Regions from separate parts of the Homo sapiens genome. Here regions 1 and 2 are each linked to region 3. The links are chromatin contacts, found by Hi-C or POLR2A ChIA-PET in ENCODE. All regions are on one chromosome and are shown on one strand. The core of a region is the stretch at or near the end of the contact, and the rest is flanking DNA. Distances in the headings are between cores, read along the strand shown.

What was found. A loop is a pair of places that touch in the nucleus more often than their neighbours do. ChIA-PET counts read pairs that join two places held with the same protein, here RNA polymerase II (POLR2A). Pooled maps may share reads with other maps.
Region 1: a pooled map shows a loop between it and region 3 (12-fold over the local background). The contact joins the enhancer-like site here to the promoter of GALNT5 in region 3. A Hi-C loop is called at or near these places in 5 of 37 single-sample maps with no recorded cell type and 4 of 50 pooled maps.
Region 2: a map with no recorded cell type shows a loop between it and region 3 (13-fold over the local background). The contact joins the enhancer-like site here to the promoter of GALNT5 in region 3. A Hi-C loop is called at or near these places in 3 of 37 single-sample maps with no recorded cell type and 11 of 50 pooled maps. POLR2A ChIA-PET finds 5 or more read pairs at or near these places in 1 of 52 experiments (activated CD4-positive, alpha-beta T cell).

The regions. Positions count from the first base shown.
Region 1 is chr2:156,536,053-156,540,076 of GRCh38, reverse strand. The region is part of intron 6 of GPD2 (glycerol-3-phosphate dehydrogenase 2); the gene reads right to left. Among named protein-coding and RNA genes, the nearest start is that of GPD2, 100 kb to the right of the region's middle. RefSeq lists an enhancer at 1,367-1,426. Within about 2 kb of position 1,881, at least 2 of the 41 ENCODE cell types and tissues checked have a DNase peak (open chromatin) inside an H3K27ac peak, as active enhancers do.
Region 2 is chr2:157,897,026-157,900,568 of GRCh38, reverse strand. All of the region lies in intron 1 of LOC105373714 (a long non-coding RNA gene), which reads right to left. Among named protein-coding and RNA genes, the nearest start is that of ACVR1, 22 kb to the right of the region's middle. Within about 2 kb of position 1,853, at least 6 of the 41 ENCODE cell types and tissues checked have a DNase peak (open chromatin) inside an H3K27ac peak, as active enhancers do.
Region 3 is chr2:157,256,282-157,259,993 of GRCh38, reverse strand. It overlaps GALNT5 (polypeptide N-acetylgalactosaminyltransferase 5), which reads right to left and starts at 2,289. Exons shown (of 10, transcript NM_014568.3): 1 at 458-2,289. The coding sequence starts at 1,911.

The DNA.
Region 1 (4,024 bases), core at 632-3,131, 720 kb after region 3:
CTCAATGTCCTATCAGAGAATTTCTTTTCTGTTTAAGTTAACCAGATTTTTTGTTTTTCCTGTCTGCAACAAAAACCTGAGCAAGCCCTAACCCCTAATCTCAGTATCCTCATTCCTCGAGCCACAAGTGGAACTTGATCTCTCAGGGCCCTCCAATTTTATAAATTGCAATTTACAAAATTTCAAATAAGCCAACTGAAAACTCAAGAATCGAATTATACAACAAGTCAAAAGAAGCCCTTTGATATAACTAAACCATCTTTCATAATAGGACTGGGAAAAGCAAGTGAATCCTTTCACTTTCACAGAACCATTTTTTTCAGTCCTCTTTTCCTCATTTGTGTGTGAGCACATGCACACAACTTTTTACAAAATGCTGGAATGGCTCAACCTGCCCCAGGGGTGATTTCGAGTGTGAGCTACATAATAAACACATGGAACCATGTGCCAAGGACCAGCTGGGGAATTCTAACTGGAGGCAGCCTTTTGAGAGAGCCTTTATCTGTTTCATGGTAAGTCTTGTACCTTATCAGATTTCTCTCTTTAATCACAGGAAGATTCCACACCTTATCAAATTGTTATCAAATCAGTCTGACCTGAACCCAATGTCCTGATTGTCTGAAAGGAATGTGTACTAGGGCATTTACATGAAAAGCAGGCTAACTCTTGGCCCCCATCAGAGAGCACTGATGCTGGAGACTCCGAATGTGTGAGTTCAGGACCCAACCAGCCACTAACTCAGGTTCTGGGGACGTCCCTTTCCTCATCAGAGTCTGTTTCATCTATTAAGTAGGTCTAACAACAGCCTCTCTACCAATCCCCTAGAACCGCTGAAATAATCAGATTCCAGCATATGTGAAAGCATTTGTAAACTGCAAAGCATTATAAGAATGAAGCTAATATTGTTAACAGATTGCCTTCTACTACATTTACCTTCCTTCTCCTTTTGTTAAGATAACCTTTTATTTAATACCTCAATCATAAACATTCCTCAGTTATCAGAATAACATCTCTCAGCAACCCAGAATTAATGTTTATTTGGAAACTTTATATGGGGCTTGAGACTCTAAAAGATGAAATGAAAAAGTCAGAATTTAATTATCTTTTTAACTATAAAAGCAAAATATTCAGACTTACTTGACAAAGATATCTTTAACAGATATTGTTTTTTAAGCTATAGTTTAGACCATTTCATTGCTTCTGCTTGAACTCTATAGTTACTAGGCAAAATCCTGATCTTTTTTTTTTTTTTTTTTGAGATGCAGTCTTGCTCTGTTGCACAGGCTGCAGTGCAGTGGCGTGATCTCGGCTCACTGCAAGCTCCCCCTCCTGGATTCACACCATTCTCCTGCCTCAGCCTCCCGAGTAGCTGGGACTACAGGAGCCCGCCACCATGCCCAGCTAATTTTTTTGTATTTTTAGTAGAGACGGGGTTTCACCGTGTTAGCCAGGATGGTCTCAATCTCCTGACCTCGTGATCCACCCACCTTGGCCTCCCAAAGTGCTGGGATTACAGGCGTGAACCACCACACCCAGCCAATCCTGATCTTAATTTGGTTATTCAAATAGGTTTGCCCTACTGGATTTTTTTTTTTTTTTAACAGCAATCTGAGTCATCTGTTTTACATGAATGTTTCACTTCTCATAGGAATGAATAAATTAAGGGCAGGAACTTGGTTCTATCCCCCACCATCTTCTCCAAGAGTTTACCTCCTGCAAGGACAACAATGTATGGCATGTAGGAAGGTGTTAAACTATTTGTTGCCTAAAGTAATAAATTCATGATTCAATAGGCTGTGAGTTGGGCTAGTGCCAATCAATTTACCAGAGCCCGATCACCCTAAGCGAAATAATAAAACAGCTATTCTGAACCTTCACAGGCAAGGTCACATGCTGAGGCAGAAGACTGAGATGCAAATACTGTGAGAATCAACTTAATTTCACTACCTCCTAACAGCTAGTAGAATATCTGATGTCTCTCACATAAAAAGACATGAAAAGAAAGTTTATACACAATATAGTTATCAATAAAATAATGTCAAATTGCAACCACATACATCTAGCACTATGCTAGATGCTATTGCCATATTTTTTAAGCCAACAAATGTGTCAATATAAAACATGTAAACATTTAAAACAAAACTTCCCCTCGGGGGTTTGGGGGAACTACCTACAGATATAATCTCTGCCCTTTGTACTTGAAAAAGACTTTTCTAATATTCTAAACAGTTTGATTCTAATCTGTACTCAATAAATATGTGAGAGTTTCAAAATAAGATAATTCAATAAATAGGCTCTAATCTCATTTCTGATAAACTATTATAAAAATTAAATAGTACCGTAATACAGCTCTTTCACCAAAACAGTTTTAATGAATGTCAAAAATACTCCCTTTGTCTCTGAAATGCTGGACAATGGTGACATGTAGTAAGACTCAAATGTGAAAAATAAACAACAGAAGAAGCACACCCTCATACTTCTAATCATTTCCTATAATTTCAAAATAATAATAAATTTAGAAATTAGACAATGTCACACCAAATTGAAAACGTATGACTTAGTTTTACTTTCAACTATACAAGGCTGGGACATACCACGTCTATTACTAATGTTTTTCCTTCTGTTTTATAATGAATCAAATACCATGCTTTCAGTGAGTGGAGTTTCTTGCCCAGACTCCCAGCAATTTTCAAAGACTTCCTGGAAATGCTCGCCAGTGGTTATTGTCAAAGAAAGATTCTATTAGTTTCTGAGACAGTCAAGGTGCCCTTGCCCTGTTGTAATCACTGACAGCATTCAACCTGCAGGGTCAGCCCCACGCAGTCCCTGAGTCAATCCTAAGTCAATCCTGGCAGCCCCTGGCATTATACAGGGAGCCCCATCCCTCTGGAAACTGTTATCTGCCCATAAACTGTTATCTGTCTTTAAGGAACCCCTACACAAAGGAATCCCTGTGCTCACAGGTGTGCAGTCTCTCCCACTGTAGACGTCAAACAGAAGAGTTCCTGCCCCAATATCTGGTTCTCACTCTGTGCTCCTAGTTGAACTAGAACTCTGCTCATATCTGTTTGCTTAGCCAAAGCTCTGACATTCTGCTTAGCTCTTCCCTCAAGTAATGGTCTCTATCTCTCTTTTCAAGGGGATGACCTAGTGTCCTCCATAGACCCCCTCCTCTTCCCACAGAATCCTGAAGATACTGTCATGCATTTGACTCCATGGATCACTTCACTAAGAAAACTATTAATCTGCTTAGACCTGTGCTCAGATCCCACGTACTGATGAGGAGTGGGATGGCTATTAAGATTGCCTAGTCAGCAGAGACAGGTGGTTTGGACTGCTGCCACTCCTTGGTCTGGAAGCCTGATCAGACAGGCTAGATCTTGAGCCCTACTTGTTGCTGGTTTACTTCTCTGCCTCTACCTTAGGAGAAGCCCTGCCCTCAAATCTTGAAGAGTATCCACATTTTAAAGTCAAGAAACCTTTTAGCAGGCATAGTCAAGGTTAAGTGCTGTCACGTATAGCTGTAAATAGATTCTGTGAATTTCTTACTGCCTATAGAAAACAAGAATAAGAGTTACTCATCGATTTTCAATCAATATCGTAGCTGAGGATACAAATTCAAAGGCAATTTTACTTTTTGAGTTTTGAATTCATCTGGTCACAATTTACATGTCAACAATGTTGAATTCTAATTAAGAACCAAAGCCTAAGAATCAAAGACTCAGACTATAATAGTCTACTCACCTTAAGGAGAGGGCAAAATTATAATACATTACTCCACTAAAATACAACTTAAAATACAGCATATTAATCTTCAACTTAATACTCATCTCAAAACTTCTGAGGAGCACTACACAAAGATGCTTTTGTAAAACAACCTCGCAGCACTTTGACGTGACCGTATGTTCATTAAAAGGAAGTATTACTACTTACATACATAAGGTACATAATGAATTCAGTATGTGTCTAGAGTTGGCTAATGCCATTAAAGCACATGCCAGAAGCACAGACTATAAATCAAAAT
Region 2 (3,543 bases), core at 604-3,103, 640 kb before region 3:
ACTCAGGTCAATCTTGCTGCTGTTTGAAAAGGAAGAAACATAAGATGTGGCCTATTGGCAGTTGTGTTTCCCATGTGCACGCATGAACACTACAGCAGGTTAGCTGGCAGCAAGCAAAGAAGGAAGCCAACTGGCAAAACAAAGACAAAAGATGGACAGAGAGTGCTTGTGGTATTTAAGTGTGGTTAAGTGCGACCCACCTACATTCCAGTTCTTGGAGTCTGGGAAACACATGGATTTTCTTATGATAGTCTCTTTTCTCCTTAGGCTATTTTGAGTTGGGCTACTGTTAATTGCAGAGAAAAGATCCTAAGAGGTTTTTTGTTGTTGTTGTTTTAATTATAGTTATGAATTCTGAGTAAACCACACCTTACTTCCTGTAACTATTATATGCACCCATGAAAGGTAAACACTTTAAAAAAAAAATAGGGCCGGGTGCAGTGGCTCATGCCTGTAATTTCAGCACTTTGGGAGGCCGAGGTGGGCAGATCACGAGGTCAAGAGATCGAGACCATCCTGGCCAAAATGGTGAAACCCTGTCTCTACTAAAAATACAAAAATTAGCTGGGCATTGTGGCATGTGCCTGTAGTCCCAGCTACTTGGGAGGCTGAGGTAGGAGAATTGCTTGAACCTGGGAGGTGGAGGTTGCAGTGAGCCGGGATTGCGCATCTGTACTCCAGCCTGGTAACACAGAGAGGTTCTGTCTCAAAAAAAAGAAAGAAAGAAAAAAAAAAGAAATGCTGAGGGACAAATATAACCCGAAACATAACCATAAAACCTTTGGAAACTTAAACGAGAAACAAACTCTGAGTACACTTGTCTCAAGTCTACCTTTAAGCCATCCTCTACAGCCCTTGCACTCCAGTCCTCTTCTTTTGTCCATGCAAACATGGTGACCAATGAGATTCTTCACTGTTTACAATGGTGTGCTCCACTATCATCCCCTGGTTTTTCCATGTGGCAAACTCCGTAACTGGAAACCCTTTCTATTCTAGCTGTTTAGTACATAACTCCTAAAGTTCTCTCTTCTCGTCAGCTTTAAATGACTTCATGGTTGGTTTTGCTTTTATTTTTCTCTGAGGTTTCAATGTACAATTCCAGGAACTAGCTATCTCTATCAACCTGAAACTGTGCCTGGGTTCTACGTTGATAATTTTTTACTAAGCCACAGGGACCATCTGGTCTAAGGTCATGACTCTGTTTGCCATTTGTGCAGCTGCCTGCACATCTGTAGGTTCCGATGCATTCTTTTATTATTGTCTGCTTTCTATTGCATGTTGTCAAAGGCCTGGGGACTGCATCTGTTTGAATTTTGTCTGTAGGGCTCCGAACATAGAGCAGTGTGTGGTTGGGAACACAGAAAACATTACTTTCAGCAAACTGGATTCATAAAGAGTCATGATGAATGGAAATGATGAGGGAGATTTGAGCCCAGGAATAGGGACTGGGTTTCCTATTTACCTCCTCACTAACAATGATGCTTTTAAATGTTCTCGCTCTGAACAACTTTATCAATGCTTTGAGCTGAGACCCACTCACATAATGATTATTTCCTTGTAAGTACTTATTATTTAGTTGAGTTAGCTCTTTCAATATGAAGTTTTTATACTGGTTTTTAGAATTGTTCACCATACATTCTCTTTAACATGTATTCTCTTAGTCTCTCTTTCTGTCTCTGTCTCTCTCTACACACACACACACACACACACACAAACACACACACACGTTCATTTGAACTCAGGTTTTAATGCTGGGTCTATACTTGGCCAACATCTTCAAGGTCACTAATGTTACTTCTTGCCTCTGCTGTGTGGGAGCCAGAGTGTGAGTCATCAGGGTGAATAATGCCTCTGTGATACTACCAGATTGTGTTTGTCTCCACTTCAAAGCTCTTAGTTTTAACAGAATAGTATTTCTCCATCCCGCCCACCCAAACAGCAGTCTAGATGGCTGAGAGGCAACAGTTATATGAACAGTAGTATCATTTCCATAGGATGGGCTACTCCCCACCCGACCCATATTCCTCAAAAAACCTGCAGGACCCTTTATAGAAGTTCTCAGGCAACATTCTAGTCAGGTTTTGTTGACTAGAGATTACAGCTCATCACCTCTTTTTTTTTTCTTCTTTCCTTCCTCCTTCCTTCCTTCCTTCCTCTCTCTCCCCCTTCCCTTCCTCTCTCCTTTCCCTTCCCTTTCCCTTTCCATTTTTGAGAGGGAGTCTCACTCTGTCACCCAGGCTGGAGTGCAGTGGCGCAATCTTGGCTCACCGTAACCTCCGCCTCCCGGGTTCAAGCGATTCTCCTGCCTCAGCCTCCCGAGTAGCTGGGATTACTGGCGCTACCACCACACCCGACTAATTTTTTTGTATTTTGAGTACAGATGGGGTTTCACCATGTTACCCAGGATGGTCTCAATCTCCTGACCTCATGATCCACCAGCCTCGGCCTCCTAAAGTGCTGGGATTACAGACATGAGCCACTGTGCCTGGCCTCCTTCCTTCCTTTTCTTTCCATTCTTTTTTTGCCTCACATAGGTCTATAAATCTGCCATTTCTGATCCATCTTCAGTGATCTTTTTTTTTTCATAGTTCACTGCAACCTCGAACTCCTGGGTCCAAGCAATCCTCCCATCTCAGCCTCCCAAGTAGCTTGAACTACAAGTGTGCACCACGGCACCTGTTTTTCAGTTACTGCTCTTCCCTTTAATCTTTCACTTTCTTTTTCATTCACCAAAGACTTTATGACTGAGTTTGTCAAAAAAAAAAAAAAAAAAAAAGAGAAGCAGTGAAAGGAAGAACAGAAGAAAGGAAGCAAGCAAGCAAGCAAGCAAGCAAGCAAGCAAGCAAGCAAGCAAGCAAGCCAGACAGACAGAAAGAGAAAGACCAGACATGGTGGCTCATGCCTGCAAGCCCAGCACTTTGAGAGGCTGAGGCAGGCAGATTGGTTGAGTCCAGGAGCTCAAGACCAGCCTGGGCAATGTGGTGAAACCCCGTCTCTACAAAAAATACAAAAATCAGTTGGGCATGGTGCACATGTAGTCCCAGCTACTCAGAAGGCTGAGGTGGGAGGATTGCTTGAGCCCGGGAGGTTGAGGCTGCAGTGGGCTATGATCATACCACTGCACTCTAGCCTAGGCAACAGAGCAAGACCTTCTCTCAAAAACAAAAACAAACCAAAAAAAGTCTTTAAACCCAAGAATCAACTCCCACTTCCACAGCCTCCTTGTGGCTCCTCTCACAGGAACACTTTATTTTAAAAGTCATGTGACTCTGGTGAGACTACAGTGCAGAGTGGCCATGATGGAAAGAATAATGGTGGAACTGCTACCATTGAGCACCTAATCACAGTGCCAGCTGGTTTACACACCTATTTCAGTAACTCCCCAAAACTGAAGTAAGCCTTATTATCTTTTTTACCCATGAGTAGAGTGAGGTTCAGAGATACTCAATAACTTGCCCAAGATCATAGCCATTAAGCAGAAAGGAGGAAAATAACCAACTCTGTACGGTGACGAGATTCATGCTTTTTTTGGTCAGGGGAGGG
Region 3 (3,712 bases), core at 1,040-3,539:
AAGATATGATTCCAGGGAGGCCTAGAAGAGTCCTTCTGTGTGCTTCTTTCCCAAATATATTCCTGACAAACTTGCTAATAATGAAAAGTTCCAAAATTGGGAATTCACTTCATTGTCACTATTCTAATGGAATTACACTTTAAGCTCTACCATTTATATACACGTTATTATGAACTGAGTTCATCTAATCATTTTAATAGGTTTTCAACAGAGGGAAGAAAATTGAACATGAGCTAATGGTAGGGACCAAAGTCTCAGAGAACAAGAACTCTGCAACTGCTAATAAGAGAATTTTTGTCTCTGTAGCTGGTGAAATATTTGAATGATATCCAATGATTAATGTTTCTTTAATTCTCTAGGTGACCAAAAATCACACAGAATTATCTAGCAATAAATCCTCTTTACATAACAGCCAAAGCACTTGGGGTTGAGGAAAGAGAAGAGAAATAGGTCTTACCCAGCAGGTCTGGTGTCTTCAATGGCTCTATCCACTGGGATCAAATCGCTAAGGTAGACATTGAAGTTTCCTTCTTTCCATCTTCTTTCTGCCTCCTTCTCCTTTCCATGGGGGACAACTACAGGACGCCCAAACTGCCCTGGAGCTTTGGGGTCCCTTGGAGAAAGTGTCACATCAATTCTTAACACCTGGTGCGTTCCACTGTCTTCAGGTAAAAGGGCTTTTATATGACTCTGGTTGTATTCTGTAGAGGGGGCTTTGGCAGTTATGTTGATTTTTGCTGGCTCTAGCCCTCCAGTTAAAGCATGGTTAGTTTGGGACAGTGGCACTCTATGTGGAGCAAGTGAAGAGGAAGACATCTCACTTCTATTCCTGGAAATGTGTTTACTTTGGCTTTTACCCAATACTTTAGGAAATATTGTTTTGGTTTTAGAATTAGAGACCTCTTTGGGGTCTGCCTTTTGCTCTTCCTCTTTGGTTATAATCACAAGATGGCTTTCAGAGAAATTGAGTTTCTTCCCATGAGCCCCTCTAGCTCCATCATCCTTTGACAAACTTCCCAAAGGTGTCTCATTAATAGATTGCTTCCTTAAGCGATTTGAATTGACAGTGAACTTAGGAAAAGGAAGACTCGTATTGGCTTTGTGTTTATTTGCATTGACTTCTTTGCTCTGAGTCTTAGTTTTGTTTAAGGCCATGGCTTCCCCAGACTTCGGCACTGCTGTGCTGGCAGGGTGTGCCCTCTCGTTTGCTACTGCCTGTGATCGCTGCTTTGGTCTATCAGTACTAAGACTGATGGTCACATTCAAGTCCCTTTCAGCTGCTAGTTTTGATGTGTCACTGCTGGGACTATGACTCTTCCGGGGCTCCTGTTTTAAACTGACACGTCCCATGTGTACTGATATTTTGACTACCTGAGTTCCTTTTGCTGCTATGAATGAGGTCTTTGGAGCCCCCTGAGCTGTCGTTTGCTTTGGTGTCCCCTGGTGAGAGGAGGCTTCAGGTTTGGTGCCTCTCCCGTCTGTCTTCTGCTTGTTAGGAGTCACAGGGAGGGTCTGCAGATGTGCAGGATGCCACAACGGCACAACCTTGCCCCTTCCCAGGGCATTCTGCATTTTTCTTTCCCTCTGGGTTTGGTCCAAGTCCACCTCAACCTTGAGCACACTCTCCTCAGTTTTTCTAACATTCTCTTTGCCCCATGCCCCTTTCCCATGTCCCCTTAGGGGAGGTTTCATCTCTTTTATGCTGCTGTAAAAAATTTTTCCTTGGTCTGGCTGAACTCTGAATCCTATCCGCTCCCTCCTCACAATGTCTTCCTTGATGACCCGAGTGTTGATCTCACTGAATGAGAGGCGGAGAGCTGCCATGTCAAAGAGGAGCCAGATGACAGAAGCTACAAAGATAAATGCCAAGACTCGCCCACTTCCTCGGAAAAACTTTCGGATCCTGTTCATGGTACAAAGCTTTCCCTAGCAGCCTGCCCTCCCTTAGCCTGCTTACCTTGAGTGGAGAGGAAGCTGAAGTAGCAGCAGCAGCAGCAGCAGCAGCAGAGTTGCCAGAAAGTGACCCCCTCCCCTGAACACAGCAGGAAGCAGCAGTCCAAGGGGAAAGCTCAGTTCCTACCGCTTGTCAGTCTCTGCCTGCGTGGCATTTCATAGCAGAGCATCTGTGCCTGCTTGGCTGGCCCTGGCTAAGTTCTGATAAACACTGGCCTTAGGTCACTCCAGGAGCAGTTGATTCCAGCCACCGAACAGTTCAACATATCACTTGTCTTGTCTCCGGGAGCCCATGTCCACCTTCCTACAAGCCCAAGAAAAGGTGGGGGCCAGATTGAGACTGCCGTTTCTCTCCTCCCCGTTCTCCGTCTGCACGCTGTAACTCAACACCACTTCTCATAAGGAAAACATTTCATGCCATTACCCAGAAAACTTCATTCAGCTCTCACCTTCTGTGTTATGTGAGAGCATGTGTGTTTAAACGGCAATTAAAGAGGAAAAAAAGCTATCTAACTTGGAGGGCATGTGTTCCTGGTTTGTGACCCCACCTACCCTACTCCTGCTCATTAACCCTGTTGTAGCCAGGTGCCAATGCTCTGCCTGAGGAATTTATCACTGAAGTTAACATTTCAGCTTTAAGACATAACAGCTTAAAGAAGGGGCCTGGTATATCCTCACTTCCAGAGATGTATATGTTTAATTATTTAGATCATTCATTCAAGGGGTTTCAATGTATTTCTTTGTAAGCCAACTATTTTTTTTTCACTAATCCATCTGTTTTTATTATTACATTTGATTACAAATAAACTTAATTTGTCATACTGCTATAAAAGTTTCTAAACACTTTGTTATGGTCTGAATGTTTATGTCCACCCAAAATTCATATGTTGAAACCTAATCATAAATGTGATAGTATTAGGAGGTAGGGCTTTTGAAGGTGATTTCATTATAAGGATAGAGCCCTCATGAATGGGATCAGCACCCTTAAAAAAGAGGCCCTATTGCCTTGCCATTCCACAAAGTGAAGACATAATGAGAAGGTGCCATCTATGAACCAGGAAATGGGCCTTCACCAGTCAACGAATCTGCTGGTGCCTTGATTTCTGACTTCTCAGTCTCTAGAACTGTGAGAAATAAGTTTCTGTTGTTTATGAGTCACTTAGTCTATGTTATTCTTCTATAGTAGCCTGAACAGATTAAGATACACTTACTCTCAGTTTCAGTACTTATCTCGTCTTAAACCAGCAAGCAACAGTTTCAGGACCACACCAGGACTTGGACCAGATTTTGAGTGATGCTGGTTGACTGGTAGGGTAGCAGTTCCGCCACAGGCTTTTCATTAGAACCACTTGAAACAAGATCCCCAAAACTCTGGTCAATTGATGAGAGAGGAGGTGGAGATGACATTTGGGCTGATATTGTATTAAATATATATATATATATATATATATATATATATATATATATATATTTTTTTTTTTTTTTTTTTTTTTACAAAGCTTCCCAGGTCTTTCAAATGTGCAGCTAAAGTTGAGAAACACTGGTCTAGAAAAAAAGTCTCAATTTTTTGTTTGTTTGTTTTTGGTTTTTGAACATTGCCTATGAGACATTTAATTTTAGGTGTCTACTTGACTGGGCTAAGGAACACCCAGAGAACCAGTAAAGCATTATTTTTAGGTATATCTGTGAGGGTGTTTCCAGAAGAGATTGGCATTTGACTCAGTGCACTGAGTGGGGAGGAGATGCCCTCACCCAATGT